Linked DNA regions of Homo sapiens: all the other regions are linked to region 2. A link is a loop called in an ENCODE intact Hi-C map of the cell type or tissue named here. Cell type or tissue: heart right ventricle. All regions are shown on one strand. Region 1 overlaps TGFBR1 (transforming growth factor beta receptor 1). Region 2 overlaps COL15A1 (collagen type XV alpha 1 chain). Region 3 overlaps GALNT12 (polypeptide N-acetylgalactosaminyltransferase 12). Region 4 overlaps ADIPINT (adipocyte associated pyruvate carboxylase interacting lncRNA).

What was found. Hi-C counts contacts between places; a loop is a spot of excess contacts. Peaks named below come from ENCODE experiments on the same cell type or tissue, not always from the same donor. Only the 100,000 strongest peaks of a DNase experiment are listed, where the experiment ranks them.
Region 1: it touches region 2 in a loop (3-fold over the local background); 81 of 110 quality-filtered maps call a loop at or near these places.
Region 3: a loop joins it to region 2, with 3 times the contacts of the local background. A loop is called at or near these places in 55 of 110 quality-filtered maps.
Region 4: a loop joins it to region 2, with 8 times the contacts of the local background. A loop is called at or near these places in 6 of 110 quality-filtered maps.

The regions. Positions count from the first base shown.
Region 1 is chr9:99,138,124-99,143,123 of GRCh38, forward strand. It overlaps TGFBR1 (transforming growth factor beta receptor 1), which reads left to right. Exons shown (of 9, transcript NM_004612.4): 5 at 4,413-4,580. Among named protein-coding and RNA genes, the nearest start is that of TGFBR1, 36 kb to the left of the region's middle. In heart right ventricle, CTCF peaks have their summits at 2,787 (motif pointing left) and 3,003; a DNase peak (open chromatin) is centred at 2,783.
Region 2 is chr9:98,996,311-99,001,310 of GRCh38, forward strand. It overlaps COL15A1 (collagen type XV alpha 1 chain), which reads left to right. Exons shown (of 42, transcript NM_001855.5): 6 at 624-771; 7 at 4,529-4,641. Among named protein-coding and RNA genes, the nearest start is that of COL15A1-AS1, 54 kb to the left of the region's middle. RefSeq lists enhancers at 1,983-2,739, 2,740-3,495. In heart right ventricle, CTCF peaks have their summits at 2,738 (motif pointing left), 2,940 and 4,327 (motif pointing right); DNase peaks (open chromatin) are centred at 1,491, 2,531, 2,731 and 4,341; H3K27ac peaks cover 4,575 bases.
Region 3 is chr9:98,846,483-98,851,482 of GRCh38, forward strand. GALNT12 (polypeptide N-acetylgalactosaminyltransferase 12) reads left to right here. Exons shown (of 10, transcript NM_024642.5): 10 at 2,470-3,599. The coding sequence ends at 2,610. Among named protein-coding and RNA genes, the nearest start is that of GALNT12, 41 kb to the left of the region's middle. RefSeq lists an enhancer at 2,165-2,459. In heart right ventricle, a CTCF peak has its summit at 2,242 (motif pointing right); a DNase peak (open chromatin) is centred at 2,249; H3K4me3 peaks cover 637 bases; H3K27ac peaks cover 1,123 bases.
Region 4 is chr9:98,916,154-98,921,153 of GRCh38, forward strand. All of the region lies in intron 1 of ADIPINT (adipocyte associated pyruvate carboxylase interacting lncRNA), which reads left to right. Among named protein-coding and RNA genes, the nearest start is that of ADIPINT, 7.4 kb to the left of the region's middle. In heart right ventricle, a CTCF peak has its summit at 724; a DNase peak (open chromatin) is centred at 688; H3K27ac peaks cover 3,547 bases.

The DNA.
Region 1 (5,000 bases), 140 kb after region 2:
AACAAGATCTCTTTAAGTCTTTACAGATATGGTGACTAACCATCATCAAAGTAGATGAGACATAGATGTCTCTCATGTAGATTAGACCCATTAAGTCGAATACAATATATTAGTAACTTTTAGAACTAGGAACTTCTTCAAGATTTTCTTGACTCTTGATAGCATTCCTAAAATCTCTTAATGTTTTATAAAATATAAAAGAGCTATTTTAAAAAGCCATGTACTTTGTTGGTTTAGTTTAGGGCAGTTAGTTATTGAGAGTACTCATGATATAGAAAAGATATATAAACTTGCTCAAAATTTTGAGAATAGGGCTCAGATAGCTGTTTCCTTTTAATCTCTTCCTGACCAGTAGGATGTTTCAATATGGACTATTGACCTTATTAATGGGGAGAGTAAAAATAACTTGTCAGTGTTCTGAGTTGCCAAGGGCTAAATAGATGAATCTTCTGGCAAACTCAAAGAGATAAATTGTTTCTTCAACCACCCTGGTAACTGTACGGACACTTTTCTGCCTATCATGCTGGTGCCTGAGGCCCAGTGTCAGGTCAGATGCTGAAGAAGGAAGGAAGCCTGTCAGCAGGGAGTCAGAATGAGTGGGGACTGCAAGCAGTGACCTTAGACTGTGCTGCTGCCACTTTCTTAGCTTCCGTTAATACCTTTATGCCCATGATTCCTACTTTTTTTTTTTTTGAGATGGAATCTCGCTCTGTAGCCAGGCTGGAGTACAGTGGTGCAATCTCGGCTCACTGCAGCTTCTGCCTCCTGGGTTCAAGTGGTTCTCCTGCCTCAGCTTCTCGAGTAGCTGGGACTACAGGCGTGCACCACCATGCCCAGCTAATGTTTGTATTTTTAGTAGAGATGGGGTTTCACCATGTTGGCCAGGTTGGCCTCCATCTCTTGACCTCGTGATCCACCCACCTCACCCTCCCAAAGTGCTGGGATTACAGGCATGAGCCACTGTGCCCAGCCCCCACGATTCCTATTTTTACTGCCTCTGTCAGAGACTTGTGTTTCAGCTCCACTCTTGTCATCCCTACCCCTGAATCAAATGTATTTCCCAGCTTTCCTATTTAAAAAAAAAAAAAAATGCTGTCATTATCTCTTAGCTTGGCCAGACCTGTAGTCATCTTTTTCCTTCTCCCACCTTCCATTTACTTCAGCAATATTTATTTATTCAAATATTAACAGTGTTTAACCTCAGTTGGTAATTATGGGTGATTTTTATTATTTTTCTTTTAGCTTCTCTGGGTTTTCAAATTTATTTACAAGCATGTACTGCTTTTTTTTGTTATTGACTTTTATTTGTAGAAAATTTCCAATATGTAGAAAAGCAGAGTAGTTACAGTGATCCCTCATCGTCCAGCTTCAACAGTTGTCAGGTCACTGCCAATCATAATTGATGTCTGATCCCACCTACTCTGCCCTAACTGTGTTATTTGAAGCTGGTCCCAGACAATATGTTTTCATCTGTAAACACTTATAAAATGTAATTTGTATCTTCAAATGATGAGGAAATGTTTTTATGAAACAACCACACTACCATTGTCAGTTTTTTAAATGTTATCAAATATCCAGTTAGGTTCAATTCTATAATTGTCTCCTATTAAAAAAATTATTTATTCAAATTATGATTCTAAGTCCACAAGTTATATTTAGTTGATATTTCTCTTATGTGTCTTAAAATTTAGGTCCCCCCTTCATCTTTTTTCTCCTCTCGCAGCTTATTTGTTGAAGAAATTGGATTGTTTATCCTGAAGGGCCTATCACATTCTGGATTTTGCTGATTGCATTTCCATAGTGTCTCTTAACTTGTTCTTCTATCTTTTCTGAAAACTGGTAGTTAGATTTAGAAGCTAAACCTAATTGGAGTTTTATTGGTTTTCTCAAAATACATACTAAGGATATTATATACATCCTATTGCATCATATGTGGAGGTGTATAGTGTTTGATTAAGACGGGGCAGTGAGGTATATGATGAATGTAGGTAGCGATTATCAGTGGCACCTGACAATGTAATACCTCTTAAGTTAAAAACAAAACAGGCCGGGCACAGTGGCTCACGCCTGTAATCCCAGCACTTTGGGAAGCCAAGGTGGGTGGATCACGAGGTCAAGAGTTCAAGACCAGCCTGGCTGGCCAAGATGATGAAACCCCATCTCTACTAAAAATACAAAAAAATTAGCCAGGCATGATGGCAGGTGCCTATAATCCCAGCTACTTGGGAAGCTAAGGCAGAGAATTGCTTGAACCTGGGAGGTGGAGGTTGCAGTCAGAGCTGAGATCGCACCACTGCACTCCAGCCTGGGCGACACAGGGAGACTCTGTCTCAAAAAAAAAACAACAACAAAACAAAACAAAACAAAAAATAGTAATCAGTCTGACCAAATCCTTAGTTCTCATTTTCGTTTCTGCCTTTATCACCATTTATTTCCTCCCCCAACTCTTAAAACAACCTTTTCTTTATTTACTGTGTTTGATGACCCTAGACTTTCCTTGTTCCTTCTTACTTCTTCATAGTTGTCTTTGTTTTCTCAACTCTTACTCTTCTCACTGGTTCATATGAAGGTACTGATTTTATAAGTGGTAATTTCTTCCTTAAGAACATAGCCACATTCATGGTTTCAAACTCTACCATGTTGGCAACTCTCAAATCTCCATTTGAAAGCTTAAACCTCACCCAGGGTCTGGATTTTGTCACATTCCAAGTTACAAACACAGCAGCACAAAATGTTGGTGAGTCTGTGCCCTGAACTTCTAACCAGGCTGATGCTGTCATCTGGTGGTCACCATGGGAACTAGCTGACCCTACTGGCTCTTCCCTACTCCCCTTCTTTCTTCTTTGTCAGGGGTTAATGTACTTTCTCTGAGCCTAGCCCCTCCACCTCAGTTCCTTTATCTTCTCCTGATTTAGTTAATTCCACCCCCGGCAGCCCTTTATATTTATGGCCCCTTACATATAACCTTCCTTCTATCTTGTCCATAACCTGTGGTTTCCCTTTCTTCCATCTGCCTGTCTTCCACTTTGTTTCTTGTATTTGTGAGCTTTTCAAAATTCAGTAATGGTTAAGAGGCATGCAAATAAGCTAGTGATGTGCCTATATCAAGGAAAAGCAAGGGTGCGAGTTTGGTCAGAATCAGTTTATAAAGTTCATGAAGAACAAATTAATACTAAGTCCTTTTAAATGTACCCAGAAATCTCCTCCAGAATCTTCTGAAAAGTTTCTATTCCTTTCTTAATCTCTTCTAATCAGAGTTGGTTTTCTTCTTCAACCAAATACCTTCAAAATAGAAGCTGTTTCATGTCAATATGGATTTTTTCTTTTGGTTTACAACCAGCAGGGAAAGAAAGAGCACAGTTTATGTACTTCTTACCTAAAGAATCTAGCATTCCGTTTTTTAAATCTTAACAGTCTTACAAAGTAAGACTTTATTCTTGTATAAAAGGAGAAACAGGCTCCTTGTCAGTAACAGGCAGGCCGTGGATTCCAACCAGGTTAGAATGACTCTAAGCGTCCATCTTTTACTGGATTGTGCTGTCTCCTAATGTTGTAATGCTTTTTTTCTTCATGGCTTAATTAAGCATGTGGTTTTCCAGCTACTTCTAGGTTAAATTAGATTGTCGTGGACCAGTCTAGCTTAGGAGCCTAGCTAGTGTCTTTACCATTATTCCTATGAGAAAACATGTTTTAAACTCGTGTTTTGGCTTACAGAGGAAATTTTGGAACCCACGTTCCTCGTTGTTTGAGTTTAGTCCCAGCTTTTCCAGTTTTGCTCCTGACATTTCAGTTCCTATTTCAGCTTCCCCATGTGTTAGAGGTATCACTATTTCTGTTTTTCTAAGCTAGCAACCTTGGAATCATAATCATCTTGTCTTGCGTCTTTGTGAACTGTGTACACAATCTGTCACTAAAGCTTGTCATTTCTTGTTGAAACTCACTTTCAGTTTTGTCCCATACTCTTCCATTCCCACTGTGGCCACACTGGTCTCCGGAGACTTCTCACCTCCTTGCTTCCCTCTCTGTTCCTTCCTTTTTTTTAACCTTCTCTCCTTCCAGGAACAGCCACTGAGCACCCAACCCGACCCAGAGATTTTTCTAGGCACTTAAGAGTGCCAGCTCTGATACCAATTATCTGTGAAGACTCAAAAAAGTCACCATCTTTGTCTCTTAAATGGGATTAATTATACTTGCCTTATCTCAAGAAGAGGGGCTTACTCTGAGGAACTAAAGGATGTGTACATAAAAGTATAAAACAAACAATGTAGAAGAAAATGTGAAGGAAATACAGACTTAAGGTGGCATTATATTGCAGTGTGTGACTCAGGATTGAGAGTAAAAAGTAATAACCATTGAACAAATAAATCATAAATGGTCTGCAGCCCAACCGAAATGTTAATTCTGTTTTACAGACAATGGTACTTGGACTCAGCTCTGGTTGGTGTCAGATTATCATGAGCATGGATCCCTTTTTGATTACTTAAACAGATACACAGTTACTGTGGAAGGAATGATAAAACTTGCTCTGTCCACGGCGAGCGGTCTTGCCCATCTTCACATGGAGATTGTTGGTACCCAAGGTAATTCTATAAGCAGTTCTATTATTTAAGCTTTAAATTTTCATGAATAATGTCTATGAAAATAGAAGGTGGAGGCTGGGCCTGGTGGCTCATGCCTATAATCCCAGCACTTTGGGAGGCTGAGGTGGGCAGATCGCCCGATCTCAGGAGTTCATGGCCAGCCTGGGCAACATGACAAAACCGCATCTCTACCAACATACAAAAAATTAGTCGGGCATGGTGGCATGCACCTGTAGTCCCAGCTACTCAGGGGGCTGAGGTAGGAGGATTACCTGAGCCTGGGAGGTCGAAGCTGCAGTGAGCAGACATCATGCCACTGCACTCCCAGCTGAGTAATAGAGAGAGACCCTGTCTCAGAAAAAAAAACAAAAACAAAAACAGTAGGTGGCCTAACTGGAGATATTTAAAACAAATTTTTTA
Region 2 (5,000 bases):
GGGTCCAGGGGTGATGCTGTGACTTTTGGAGCCCATGCTAGGATTTCTGCGTAGATCACTGAAGCACTCTGTGTTTCTGTTGGGGTTTTGTTTGTTTGCTTTTCTCTAGTTGGTAATGTTGGTTAAGACACTGACTGGCTTTGGAAAAGCTATATAGATGCTGAAGTTTCCTCGGAAGGAACCACACCCGTCTTTCATTTTCATAGGTGTTTTCATATCTGGCATTGAATTTATATGCAGTTTATTGAGTGCAGCCTGGTTCATTCATTTGTTCACTAATTCATTCAATCATTCCCTCCTCTAACAGATCTTTACTGGGCACCTCCTCTGGCTGACCTGGGATTTGGGAATCACAGAAATGTGGTCCCTGTGCTCAGAGAGCTTTGGCTGAGATGAATAGTCTCACTGTCAAGTGAACAGAATCTAATGACCTCTAGTAGGCACCTCTTTCAGGCCCTGGGAGGTGCAGCCATTGCCCAGGTAGACACCAAGTGGGGCCAAGCTTTCCCCTTGGTTTATTCAGCATCTTGTGGATATATTATTTTCTTCAGTGATATTCTCTGTCATTTCTTCTGCTTTACTGCCAAGTAAATCATTTTGCATCTCATTTTTCCTCCCTTCAGCCCAAAGAAGCAAAAGTTGAACCCATAAACACACCTCCAACTCCATCCTCCCCCTTTGAAGACATGGAACTTTCTGGTGAACCTGTACCCGAGGGGACCCTGGAAACCACCAACATGAGCATCATCCAGCACAGCAGCCCCAAACAAGGCAAGTCCGGATGCACATGCCTACGTAGTGGCCTTTTATTGGGTGATTACTATGTGTCCAGCCGGGGCCATGTATGTAACATACAGAATCTCATTTAACCTTCCCCTCAACCCTTTAAGAAAGGGTGAGAACCACCCTCATTTTACAGACAAGAGGAGGAAATTGAGCCACAGAGAAGTTAAGTAACCCAGCCAGGAGCAAACAGCTTGTGAATGGCAGAGCTGGCATTTGAGCTCAGATAGCAGATCTTCTAACCCCCAGATCTGGAGCTTCTAACTCCCAGATTCTATTCCTTCTGGGGTTTAACAGAAAAGTTTGTAATAATCCTTGCTCTTTGTTGAATACCTACAGTGTGCCAAGTGTTTGGATATTTTGTCTCCAACACCGACAGCATACCGCCTACTCAGTAGCACTAGCCACTATTTTATAGGTGGAAAAACCAACACTTGGAAGAGCTAAGTCCAGAGTCCCCACCCATTCTGACTTTTGCCACAAACTCCCCAACTCTCAGAGGATCAGCTAAACTCCTGTGTGGCACAAGTGAGAAACTGATGGCCAGAGAGGGGCCAGTTACCCAGCAAGGCAGCAGCAGTCCCTAGGAGAAGAGCTGGTCCCCTGGCTGCCCATCCAGGGCTCTGGCCCCTGCCTCTTGTCCCCCTACCTGTGCAGAGGAGCACTGGTAAAAGCCCAGGCGTCAAACACTATCCCCCAGGCACTAGCTTGGCATATGCCCAAGCCCTGAGATCGCTTGTGGTTTCTGTCATTTCTCAGAGGGGCCGTCACTTCAGACTGAAGATGTAAGTACAAGATCATTCCTGGCAGCACTGTTCTTAGGAACAAAAATAACCCAAACTGCCCACAGTAGGGATTGGTCGGCCAAATTCTATTTCATTCATACATACAGCCCTGACACTGGTGATACAGAAGATTTAATGACCCAGGGACATGCTCGTGGTATATTCCACCAAAAAAGCAAATTCCAAAATTATGTCTATGACCCTAATTTTGAATATATGTTATTTATATCTATTTACATATAGCTATGTAGAGCGATGTGTGTGTATTAGATACATCACATATTAGACGTAATATTCATCAAAATGTTATAAGCAGTTATCTCTGAGTGGTAGGATTATGGATGGTTTTTACTTTTTTTATTGTACTTCCGTATTTTATTAATACAAGTCTTCTACAATAATACATATCACTATTCTTTTTGCTTCTGCCATCAGTTAATGAGTGTTATTTTAACAACTAAATTTGGGGAGTCTGTGGGTCAGAGAAAGTATAGAGAACTGGAGAGAAAAAATTGTAGGATAATTTAATAACGTCATGACAGAGCCAAGGAGGCAGGGTGTTGCTGTGGAAATACTGCCCGCTGGGGAGAGTCAGACAGCTTGGAAGGAGGCCCTGCCTAGCCCCCTATTTGCTGTCGGCCTGGGGCAAGTTGCTGATCAGTTTCCAAGCTTCAGATTCCTTAGCCGTCCTCTGGGAGCATGAACAATCCCCGATGCTGGGTGGATGAGAGGGCTGAATCTGGCCGCAGTTGTGGAAGTGGCTTCTGAATTGCGAATGCTTTTCTCAGGGGTGGAATTAGGATCTCTCAGCAAGGGGTTAAGGTGAAGGGGCTGGGGCGAGGGCTTTCCTAGACTGAGAAGATGAGGTCCACGTGGGGACTGGGCTCTGATCCCAACGCAGCTCGCCTGTTCCCGGGATCAGCCACACTCCTTATCTAGCAGACAAAAGGTCAGTTGAAAGCAATGGAGCTAGCCAAAGTGTCCTTTTCTTCTTGATGTGTAGACAGCCCGGATGGTGGGAGAAAGCCCTGGCTAAGCAAAGCCCCTAATATTTGCATTCAGAGCTTCCCTGACACCATCGTGACCCGTGGAAGGGGCCACCCCACCTCCTTCTTCCCAGGGGTCAGTCCTTGGAGGACAGGCAATCGGCTGCTTGCACGGCACCCCCTGGTGGTCAGAGCAGGGAAGACGAGAGTGCTCGACCCGTGCTGGCCACTCTTCCATCACAGGATGGGACAGGAGTGGGTGGGGAGGGGGGCAGAGTCCTTTGGAGGATTTGGCACCTCTTCCAGAGTTATTGTGACCATGGGACCTGCGTGAGCACAGCGTGTGTGGGAAGGGCCTGGCCCGGGGACAGGCTGACCTGGCTTCAGGGCCCTTCCCAGTCTCAGTCTCATTCCCAGGGTTAATAATACTGAGGTATTGATGTGTGGATCCGGCAGGTCACACCTGTCATGGGGTGATAGTGGGATCCCCAACCAGGATCTGCCCACCTGCAGGAAGGTGGTGGGAGGGGTCCCGGTGGGCAGGACAGGTGGGCCAGCAGGAGGGTTGCTGGAGGGAGTGCATGGGACAATCTTGGCATGGGCCCAGCCATAACAGGCGTGCAGTCATGGTAGTACAACTTCTTTTTCTTCTTCTTCTTCTTCTTTTTTTTTTTTTTTAGACAGGGTCTTGCTCTGTCACCCAGGCTGGAGCACAGTGGCACAATCATGGCTCACTGCAGCCTTGACCTCCCAGGCATGAGCTCCCTCCTTAGGCTCCTGAGCAGCTGGGTCTACAGCCACATGCCACAATGCCTGGCTATTTTTTTTTATTTTTAGTAGAGATGGGGTCTCGCTATGTTGCCAAGACTGGTCATGAACTCCTGAGCTCAAATGATCCTCCTGCCTTGGCCTCCCAAAATACTGGGATTACAGGCATGAGCCACCATGCCCGGCCAATGAATAAGTTTTCTTTGCTTCAAAAATCCATTTGCGTTTTTTTTTTTTTTTGAGATGGAATCTCACTCTGTCACCCAGGCTGGAGTGCAGTGGCACAATCTCAGCTTACTACAACCTCTGCCCACTGCAACCTCTGCCTCCTGGGTTCAAGTGATTCTCCTGCCTTGGCCTCCCAAGTAGCTGGGGTTACAGGCATGTGGAATCACACCTGGCTAATTTTTGTATTTTTAGTAGAGATGGGGTTTCACCATGTTGGCCAGGCTGGTCTTGAACTCCTGACCTCAAGTGATCTGCCCACCTCGGCCTCCCAAAGTGCTGGGATTCCGGGCTGCTTTTTAAATTGCAAAAGAAATATATGCATGTGGGAACAATTAAATTAATGCTCAGTTGTATAAACCAGAAAAATAATAGTTTCCTCTTCTTACACTCCTATCTTCTGGAAAATATCAGTACTAAACACTGTGGTTTAGCCAAGTATATAAATATATAAGCACATACATATACATATACATATACATATATGTATATATTATGTATGTCATAATCATTATTACATAACATGAATATGTTATATATATAATAATGATACGATATCTATACTCATACTTTTTTTTTCTATTTTACACACGTAAAACCATATCAACAATGAACATTTATCAATTGCTTACTATATGCCAGGGGCTGTCCTCAATGCTTTATTTGCATTAACTTACTTAGTCCTTGTGACACACAGTACTCAAAACAACCCTATGAGGTAGGAATTATTGTAATTCCCCATTTCTAGATAAGGAACTTGAGGCAGAAGTTGAGCGACTTGCCTGCAGGTGGTGCCAGAGCCTGGAATGGAAACCACACATGCTTTGCCATGTATGTTGTTCTGCAACTTGTTTTTTCCCCCTCTTGACCCTGTGTCATGGTATCTGAACATCTTTCCAAGTTAGCTGGTGAAGAGATACCTCATTCTTTTCCAAGACTGCAAAATGTAGTTATTGATAGCAGAATGCCTGCTTCCTGTAGGGTCTGGTGAGATCCTGAATGACACACTGGAGGGGGTTCATTCTGTGGATGGTGACCCCATTACTGACAGCGGCTCAGGGGCTGGGGCCTTCCTTGACATTGCTGAAGAAAAGGTGAGTAGATGGTAAATTTCATTTGATTAGTCAGTAGTAGGCTTGTTTGCTTATTTCAAACTTGGTGATGATTTTACTGAGCACCAGAGAGAACCACAAGGGTTTTGGTTGAATAGCATCAAGATTGCTTCTGTCCTCATGGTACAGAGGAGGTCAGAGTCCCAGGGCCACAGAGGCTCTCCAGGGATGCACAGGACTGGTGGGGGATATGCAGTGCAAGCTTGTCCTCACACTTGCCTGTGATGAGCGAGCGTCCAGGCCTCACCAATGCAACCCCGCCCTCCTGCTCAGTTGTGAAGGCACATAGCTTTATCAGCCCTTTGAGTCCCCTTCAAGACAGAATCAGATTAACTGCAGGT
Region 3 (5,000 bases), 150 kb before region 2:
CAAGTGTAAGGATGTTAGCCAAAGTGTTAGATCCAGATATAAGCCACCCCACCTCTCTAAGCCTTGTTTTTCCCAGCTTTAAAATAGGTACAATAGGCCAGGCACAGTGGCTGACGCCTGTAATCCCAGCACTTTGGGAGGCCAAGGCAGGTGGATCATCCGAAGCCAGGAGTTCGAGACCAGCCTGGCCAATATGGCAAAACCCCATCTCTACTTAAAAAAAAAAATAGCCAGGTGTGGTGGCATGCCCCTGTAGTCCCATCTACTTGGGAGGCTGAAGCAGGAGAATCACTTGAACCGGAAGGCGGAGGTTGCAGTCAGCCGAAATCATGCCACTGCACTGTAGCCTGGGAGACAGAGCGAGACTCCGTCTCAAAAAAAAAAAAAAAAAAAGGTGCAATAATAGCAGACTTACTTTACTGAGGATTAGATGCATAGCCAGAAATATTCTTTGGAAACTATAAAGCTCGATAGAGATTAGTTGTTGCTTGTGGTATTATAACCAAGAAAACACCTCTGATAGAGTAGTCTCCCTGGATAGTCACAGTTGATTTGAAACTGAGGGTTACCTCAGACCTGAGGGTGCTGGCCCCACCACACTTGCAGTCAGCTTGCATCAGGACTTGTAAATCGATCATATCCTTTGACTCACTAAAAAGCATGTGAGGGAATAAATCCAAAGAAAATCATTTGAAAGAAAAAAATTCATTGTTTTTTATCTCCCTGGGCAGCTTTCACTCCCAATATACTGCTTATAAATGGGTTTATTCTAAAGATGATTAAAAGCTGGAATATGTTTTCCTGCAGAAAAATGTTGTCACTAGCAATGACATTTGCAGGCTGCCCAGAAAAGCCACACACCATGGTGTTACCTATTGAATACAGGAAAATAAGAAGGAAAAATACTTCTGCACACCCCAGACGTCTCTGATCTTCTTGAATGTCCTCCTCTTCCCATCTTTCTCCCAACCAGAAGCCATTGTAAGCCCTCAAGGAATGGTAGTGGACACTAGAAACAATAAAATCAGTTTGACATATCAAAAATTTTATCTTAAATTTCAGTGACCATTTAAGGAAAAGGAAGTTTGTTCAGGAGGCTGGGAAGAAGGATACTGAATTGGATTTTTTACCTTTCTTCAGGACGCTTAATACTTTGATTCATATGTGAAAAGGATACAGCTTGATTTATTATATTTCATCAGTCATGCCCTAAATATATATATATAAAACAAATATATATTGAACAGAAACATATGTGAATTCTGAAGGAAATGTCCCCACTTATATTCACTAGACCATAATAGAAAGCTTAGTTCTTAGGGCTGGATCTTTTTTTTTTTTTTTTTTTTTTGAGACGGAGCCTTGCTCCACCAAGGCTGGAGTGCAGGGGTGCAATCTCAGCTCACTGCAACCTCTGCCTCCTGGGTTCAAGCGATTCTCCTGTCTCAGTCTCCTGAGTAGCTGGGACTACAGGCGCCCGCCACCACGCCCAGCTAATTTTTTGTATTTTTAGTAGAGATGGAGTTTTGCCATGTTGGCCAGGCTGGTCTTGAGCTCTTTGGCCTCAAGTGATCCACCTGCCTCAGCCTCTCAAAGTGCTGCGATTACAGGCGTGAGCTACTGTGCCCAGCCTTGTATTTTCTTATGTAGGCCTAAAAACCTCTGAAATGTCATTTCTTGGATTCTACAAAACATGAGTTTGGATTTTTTTGAATGAAAAAAGTTCCATTTAGTGAACAGCACATCACAAAGGTTTTTCACTGATGTTGTTATTCACTCTGCCTGTTTGCTGCTCAGCCATGATTAAGTTCGTTGCATACAGCTTATAACAGAGAGGCAGAGGGAAAAGATAAACACCAGGCCTGAGAGAGAGACTTGCTGAGATAATTGAGCAAGGGCTGGCAGAAAGGAGAGAAGCAGGAGGTCATTAAAGAAGACCATCGTCTTTGGGGTTTGGGAATTGGCACAAGGCATATAACCCACTGATTCTCTGATGTGTGACAGGTGAGTAGCTCAGGCCAAGTGACTGGCTTCCTCATCCATCTGGTCTGTGGCTGAGCTGGGACTACAGCCAAGTTTCCACACTCTGTTTAAATACCTAAGAGAAAGAGATCACCCTGCACGGAATGAGTTGACCTAAGAGGAGTGAAAGAGATAAACAAAGGATCTTTGTTCCTGATTTCCCTGAAGGAAGCCAAATGCAATAGGGAGATGTAGGGTATGACACATGCCCAGAGCAGCCAGCAGGTGGCACCATCGGTCCTGTGAGAGGCAAGCGGGACGCAGCCTGTACAAGCCTGGTGCTGTGTCCCCGGGACAGTCCTGAGTTGCTGCGTTACACGGAAGACACTTACCCCTCAATAAATATTTCTGAAATGGTAAAAATCAGACCCTGATCTCTTTAAAACATGTCTTTAGGAAAAAGAGACTTTTCTGATGACTTGCCTGTCATTCTGTTATCTTTTGTAGGATGGATCTTTATTTCACGAACAGTCCAAGAAATGTGTCCAGGCTGCGAGGAAGGAGTCGAGTGACAGTTTCGTTCCACTCTTACGAGACTGCACCAACTCGGATCATCAGAAATGGTTCTTCAAAGAGCGCATGTTATGAAGCCTCGTGTATCAAGGAGCCCATCGAAGGAGACTGTGGAGCCAGGACTCTGCCCAACAAAGACTTAGCTAAGCAGTGACCAGAACCCACCAAAAACTAGGCTGCATTGCTTTGAAGAGGCAATCATTTTGCCATTTGTGAAAGTTGTGTTGGATTTAGTAAAAATGTGAATAAGCTTTGTACTTATTTTGAGAACTTTTTAAATGTTCCAAAATACCCTATTTTCAAAGGGTAATCGTAAGATGTTAACCCTTGGTATTTAGAAAATTAAAACCTTATAATATTTTTCTATCAAGATGTATATTTTACAGTCGTGCCTTTTACTCTCATTAGCAAAAAAGATAAAGATTTTATTTTGGTATTTACAAGAATTCCCAGGTACGAAGATATCTGCATGGGTGGAAATCAGGTTCAAGCAACGTACTTTGCATTAACTGATAATACCTCAGCTGCGGGGTTAAAGTTTTCCCAGTATAGAGAGACTGTCACTAGGAACATTGTATTGATTTATTCAGGTCATTGAGATCTTCTAGATGTATTTTAAAAAGAATGCTTTTTGGTTATGTGTTGCTACCACAGTTAACACTCCATAATGTTCATGTCAGCCAAAGAGGACTAACCAAAGCTGAAATCTCAGAGAACAATTTGCTTTACTAAGCTGAGTCAACTTGAGAGCGAACTTCTAACAATGCCGCACTGTAGTGTGGCTGGTTCTACCACTATGACTTTAAAACATGTTTATATCATTTTTAATTTTTATGATACGGTAGTGTCAGGGAGAAATGTAATGTTCTATATGAAATTCCTTTTTCAAGTTTGTTCATTAATAACAGTTATTAATTTAAATCAGCGTTAGAGTTTGTGCTGCTGCAACTGCTGTGAAAATTTCTCTGAGTAATTCTGATTTGTGAATGATCCCAGACCAACCCTGAGATTTTGTCAACCTGATTAAGTCAATATGAATGATTAAAAAGATGTGAGAACACTGACTGCAGATCTTTTTGTACTGTAAACCAAAAATAAAATTCTAGGGCCGGGTGCGGTGGCTCACGCCTATACTCCTAGCACTTTGGGAGGGCAAGGAGGGCAGATCACTTGAGGTCAGGAGTTCGAGACCAGCCTGGTCAACATGGCGAAACCCCGTCTCTATTAAAAATACAAAAATTAGCTGGACGTGGTGGCATGCGCCTGTAATCCCAGCTACTCCGGAGGCTGAGGCAGAAGAGTCTCCTGAACCCAGGAGGCGGAGGTTGCAGTGAGCCAAGATCGCGCCACTCTACTCCAGCCTGGGCGACAGAGCCAGACTTTGCCTCAAAAAATAAAAAATAAAATTCTGGGGTCCCCCATCTGATTGAATGGACTCCTCTCTTGGCCAAGAAGATCCCAAAAAAACCTGAACCTAGTTCAGAACTGAAAAACTAGTTCAGGCCATGATGAGAAGGGAGCAGTATCCAGACAAGCCTCATTACCCTCTCCTCCCTTTGGAGTTTAAAGACAACTGACTGGCATTCACGTTAAAACAGATCTCTTAAGATGGACCAAACAGACTCTTTGTAGCAACACATACCAAATTCCAACCTGACTGGTATAACATCCTATGACCCTGAAGGAAATCCAAGTATTTTGCCACAAAATATATTTCTTTAACATATTCTGAAATGGCCCTGCAAAGCTGTCTCTTGCGGGGGAAATTTACATTCTGTAGAGAATCTCCTTCCCTAACTAGGTCTTTTCAGGAGAGTCTGACACTTTTTAAGGTCTGATAAGAGACCTTCACATCTATTTTCTCTGAAGCCTGCTACCTGGAGCTTCATCTACATAAGAACCTTGGCTTCCACCCACCATCCCCCCCACCCCACCCCACCCCACCCCACCCCTTACTTAGTTCAGCTGACTTGGACTCTTCAGGCAGAGCTTAACTCTTTCAACCAATTGCCAATCAGGAAATCTTCGCATTCGCGTGTGACCTGGAAGCCCCGCCCCCCGCCCCCTTCTTTAAGATGTCCCGCCTTTCCAGGCCAAACCAAGTTATGTCTGCCTGTAACTTCTGTTTCCCTAAGATGTGTAAAATCAAGCTGTAACCAACCACCTTGGGCACATATTCTCAGGACCTCCTGAGGTTGTGTCACAGGCCATGATCCTTAACCTTGGCAAAATAAACCTCTGAATGGATTGAGACCTGTCTCAGATAGTTTTTGGTTTACAGGACCAATCAGATGGGAGCGATGAAGATACACGTGGAATTGATTAAAAGGTATCAATTTGTGTCTCAGGCTCTTTTTGACATACATTCTCCACTCAGATCCTGTCAAGGACCAGTTTAACATTTACCCAGAAACAACTTGGCTTGGGCTGGCTCGAATCCATCTGATGCAACTTAACTTATCTGT
Region 4 (5,000 bases), 80 kb before region 2:
TTTCCCTCCCGTTGATGGTTAGGTTTCTGTTCCTTGACAGCCTGAATCATGGCCTCCAAGATCTTATTTACTTACTTATTTATTTTTATCAATAAATAAGTATTTATTTATCATCATTTATATGATGATCACGTTGGATTGTCACCCAGGCTGGAGTGCAGGGGTGTGATCATAGCTCACTGCAGCCTCAAACTCCTGGGCTCAAGCAATCCTTCTGCCTCAGCCTCTCTAGTAGCTGGGACTATAGGTGCATGCCACCATGCCTGCATAATTTTATTTTTAATTTTTTTTAGAGTCAAGGATCTTGCTATGGTGCCCAGGCTGGCCTTGAACTTCTGGCCTCAAGCAATCCACCCATCTCAGTCTCCCGAGTAGCCGGGATTACAGATCTACATTTAGAACAGGACTGCAAAGAAAGGAAAGGAGAAATGAAGAAAAGGAAGCAGACAAAGTTCTGGTTTTCAGTAGTTCCTTGGAGAGCTCAAGACTCAGACTCTGACCCTGTCTGCAAAGGGGGATCGTCCAGCCTTTGAAATAACCATTTCCTTCCCTCCTGGCCTTTTTCAGATCAGAGAGGTGGGAGGGGGCGTGGAGATTTAGTTCCCGGATGCACTGAACAGGAGGCTGTGAGCTTTCCTCTGATGTGCGACTCTTCTGCAGGGGCCCTGGCCCTGGGAGGCGGGGCTCTGGGCTGCGGCAGCTCCTCCTGTGGTCTACCTTGGCTTCACTGCAGGCCCAGCTGCTGCTGACCACGCGGGTTTCTTTTAAGAGGCTTGGCTGACCCTCAGCACAGCTGAAATGTTCTGAGACCTTGAATGTCAGAGATGGAAGCAACTTTATGATTCTCTGGGCCAGAGGTTCCCAGGCTGGGGTCCCTGGACTTGGGGTGCTCAGACTATTCCCGGTTCTTTCAAAAGCTGAAAAGAAACAGTATATAGCCCCTGTGTGAGGGCTCACGGGCTCGTAAAAGTATCCGGTGTCTTGACTTTTCTCTGAAATCAGCTCCAGCTGGTCCCTCTGTACCCTGGTGTTGCTGGTGACAGTGATAGCTTCCCACTGAACTTAGCTGCTAGAAGCAAGGTGAAGCCCTTCACACACCATCTCACTGATCTTCGATCCTGTAAGATGGGTACGTTTATGAGTCCTATTTTGCAGATGGAGACACTAAGTGCCAAAGGGGTTAAGCACTGTGCCCGAGTTCACACACCCAGCAGCCTGACTCCACAGCTCCAACCCCCAGCTACTAGCAAATAGTCCTCTGAAAGCTCAGTTATTTAGCTTTGAACACAGCAAAACTCATCATTATTCAGGGAAGATAATTTAGTAGAGAAAATGTTGAGATCTAAGTACTACACTTAGGAGGAATAATAAAAGGGTTGGTGGAATAGTTGAGGATATGCCATTTTTAATTTTTTATTGATTTTGTTTTGTTTTGTTTTGTTTTTCTTTGCTCTTGAGAGATGGCACATGCCACTTTGTTTTGTAAAACAAAGGCCTAGAGAAGTGAGGGTCCTGCCCAGTGTCATCTTGGGAACTGGTAGCCAGGACGAGAACTTGTTTCACTTTGCGTGGACTTCTTGGGTCTGACTCCAGAGGGCCTCCAGGGCAGCAGTGGCTTGTCCCGAGCTGATGGCATATGACTGGGGGTTCCCTGGAAGGGTCTCTGACATCCCCCTGTCCTGGCAGGCCACTCCCCAGCAAGGGTCAGGCCACACATCTTGACTAGCTTTCCACCAGTCCCCACCGACCTCCCACCAGCTGCACATTGCCTTGGCCTTGCCAGACCACAGAGCCGTTTAGAGCTGGCAGAGGCCAGCAGAATTCATCTTCAGCAAACTCTTCCTTCCAATCCCATCATTGTACATGTACTTTATGATTTGCAAAGTGCTTCCACATCTTCCACATCATTCAACTTGAGACCCAGGGCTGTTCTGGGAGCTGGGTGGGGGAGGGATAGTACCCCATTTTACAAAAGGAGAAAAGGAAGTTCTAAGAGGCAAAGTACCTTGTTCAAGGTCACACACTCAGATAAGAAATGTTGGAGTCAGAAGTTGGAGCTGGGTTGACCTTTTCCATTCCAGTGCCTGTTGCACCAAACAGCCTCCCTGTTTGGAATGAGGAATTGCAAGAAGCAGCGGTAAGTCACATGCCAAGCTGGGTTGTGCCAAGAACTTTATATTTAACTAACAGCATCGCCATTAACCATATCTTTTTTCCCATAGTGGACAAATACAGGTACCTAAATTAAAACAATTTTATCTGTGTCAACCAAGATTGCAGGCCTGCACTCTGAGAACTCATGATGTAATGAATAGACACAAATGTTCAAGGCAGAAGTGGTTTATATTCTAGACTCATAACTGTCTCACTGTGACCCTGAGAAAATGTTATGCTCTGGGCCCCTGTTTTCCATGTGTACAATGAAGATAATAATACCTAACACCTACCTTGCTTGTTATGAAAATGATTAGGGCCGTCATATACAAGTTTCTTCGTAAAATTTTAAGACGTGTTATACAACTATTACACATGACCATGAATCTTCGTAAACACCTAAGGCAAGGGAAATTCACATACACACACACACACACACACACACACACACACACACACATAAACACATTTATATGTAATTAATGATGAATAAGTACATCCTAAGTAGTTTACATGGCTCATTCTATTAATTGGAACAAGAGCCTTGTGGAAGCTAGTACCATGATCATTCCCATTTTATAGATGAGGAAACTGAAACCCAGAGATCTTAAGTAACAGGTAGCAAATGGCAGAAGCAGGATATGAAATCTGGATAACAGGTAAGCTCTTTAACAGCCAAGGTGCATCAGAATCACCTGAAGGGCTGGTTAAAATATGAAATGCTGAGTCCCACCCCGTGATTCTGATTCAATAGGTTTGGTGTGGGGCCTGAAAATTGGATGCTGATACTGCCGGATCAGGGACCACACTTTGAGAGCCACTATGTTAAGCTTTGTGCCCAAGACCACATACCCAGCAGTCTGACTCCACAGCTCCAACCCTCAACTACTAGCAAATAAATAGTCTTTTAAAAGCTCAGTTGTATAGCTTTGGATACTGCAAAACTCATCATGATTCAGGGAAGGGAATTTGGTAGAGAAAATGTTGGGGTCTCAGTACTACACGTAGGAGGAATAATAAAAGGGTCTCACTGCTTGTAATCCCAGCACTTTGGGAGGCCGAGGCGGGCTGATCACGAGGTCAGGAGATCGAGACCATCCTGGCCAACATGGTGAAACCCTGTCTCTACTAAAATACAAAAAATGAGCCTGGTGTGATGGTGCATGCCTATAGTCCCAGCTACTCGGGAGGCCGAGGCAAGGGAATCGCTTGAACCCAGGAGGCAGAGGTTGCAGTAAGCTGAGATCGCGCCACTGCACTCCAGCCTGGCAACAGAGCAAGGCTGTGTCTCAAAGAAAAAAAAAAAGTGTCTCACTGTATACAGAGCTCTCCTGCCCTTCCAATGGCCCAATCCAGGCCCCCTGAGGCCTGTGACACAGGTTAGCTGGATCTCTGTATGCACTAGGTGCTTGACTTATGTCTGGTAGATACATGTTACGCTAATGGAGAGGTGTGGAAGTGGACGGTGATGCTGGGTAGACCTTTTCTCCTTCGGAAACCAAGTGAGAGAAGTTACCCCATGCATTTGCCTGTGTTTGAAGGCCCTGCAGGTGCCTGAATCTTTGTGGCTGTGGCTACTCAGGCCCTTCCCCAGGGCCATCCAGCAGGAGGGAAGGCCATTTGTCTGGAAAAGGCACAGGAGAGAATTCACATGATGTCTTCCCAGCTCCCATCAGTCAGGGTTTCCCTTTAAGCTCCTCACACTCCCAGATTTCAGGAAACAGTCTATGAATGGAGAGAAAAGGCACAGCCTTCAAAAACAGAAAGCACAGACCAAGAATATTTAAATTCAATAAACCTAATTTAATTTATGTTTTTGAAAAGAAATAAGAAACCAACTTCCAGAAGAAGAGAAGCATTTCAGAAAACAGGGGTTGAGCCAAAAGCTGTGGTCACAGATATAAGAGAGTAAAAAATCAAGGGCATATGGATATCCACTTGTTCCAGAACTATATTTGTGGAAAAGACTATGCTTTCTCTACTAAATTGCATTGATATTTTTGTAAAAAATCAGTTGTCCAGACCTAGAATAGCCAAAACAATCTTGAAAAACAACAAAGTTGGAGGACTCACACTTCACAATTTCAAAATTTACTACAAATCTGCAGCAATCAAGACTGTGTGGTACTGGTGTAAAGACAGACTTATATCAATAGCACAGAATTTGAGAGTCCAGAAATACAAGCTCACATTTATGATAAGTTGATTTTCTGCAATGGTGCCAAGATCATTCAATGGAGGAAAAAAACCAGAATCTTCAACAAATGGTGTTGGGGCAACTGGATATCCATATGCAAAAGAATGAAGTTGGACCCCTGACTTACACCATATAAAAACATTAACTCAAAATGAACCAAAGACCCAAATGTAAGAGCTAAAACTATAAAGCTTTGAGAAGAAAACATAGGTATAAATCTTCATGACTTTGAATTAGGCAATGGGATATTTCCTCATTTAGTTTGGTCTTGTTTAACTTCTCTCAGCAATGTTTTGTAGTTTTCAGTATAAATCTTGCACAGCTCTGGCCAGACTTATGCCTAAGCATTTCATATTTTTGTGTTACTGTAAATGGTATTGTCTTTGAATTGCAATTACCAATTTTTTTTTGCTTGTGTATAGTAATAAAATTGATTTCTTTATGTTGATTTGATATCCTGCAACCTTGCTAAGCTCACTTATTAGTTCTGCAGCTTTAATGTAGATTTCATCAGATTTTCCCCATTGACAATTATGCCATCTGTGAATAAAGGCAGTTTCTGATCTGGATGCCTTTTCCTTTACTTGCCTTAATGAATTAACTAGAACCTCTGATACAACATAGAAGAGTAGCGAATGCAGAAGGGGGA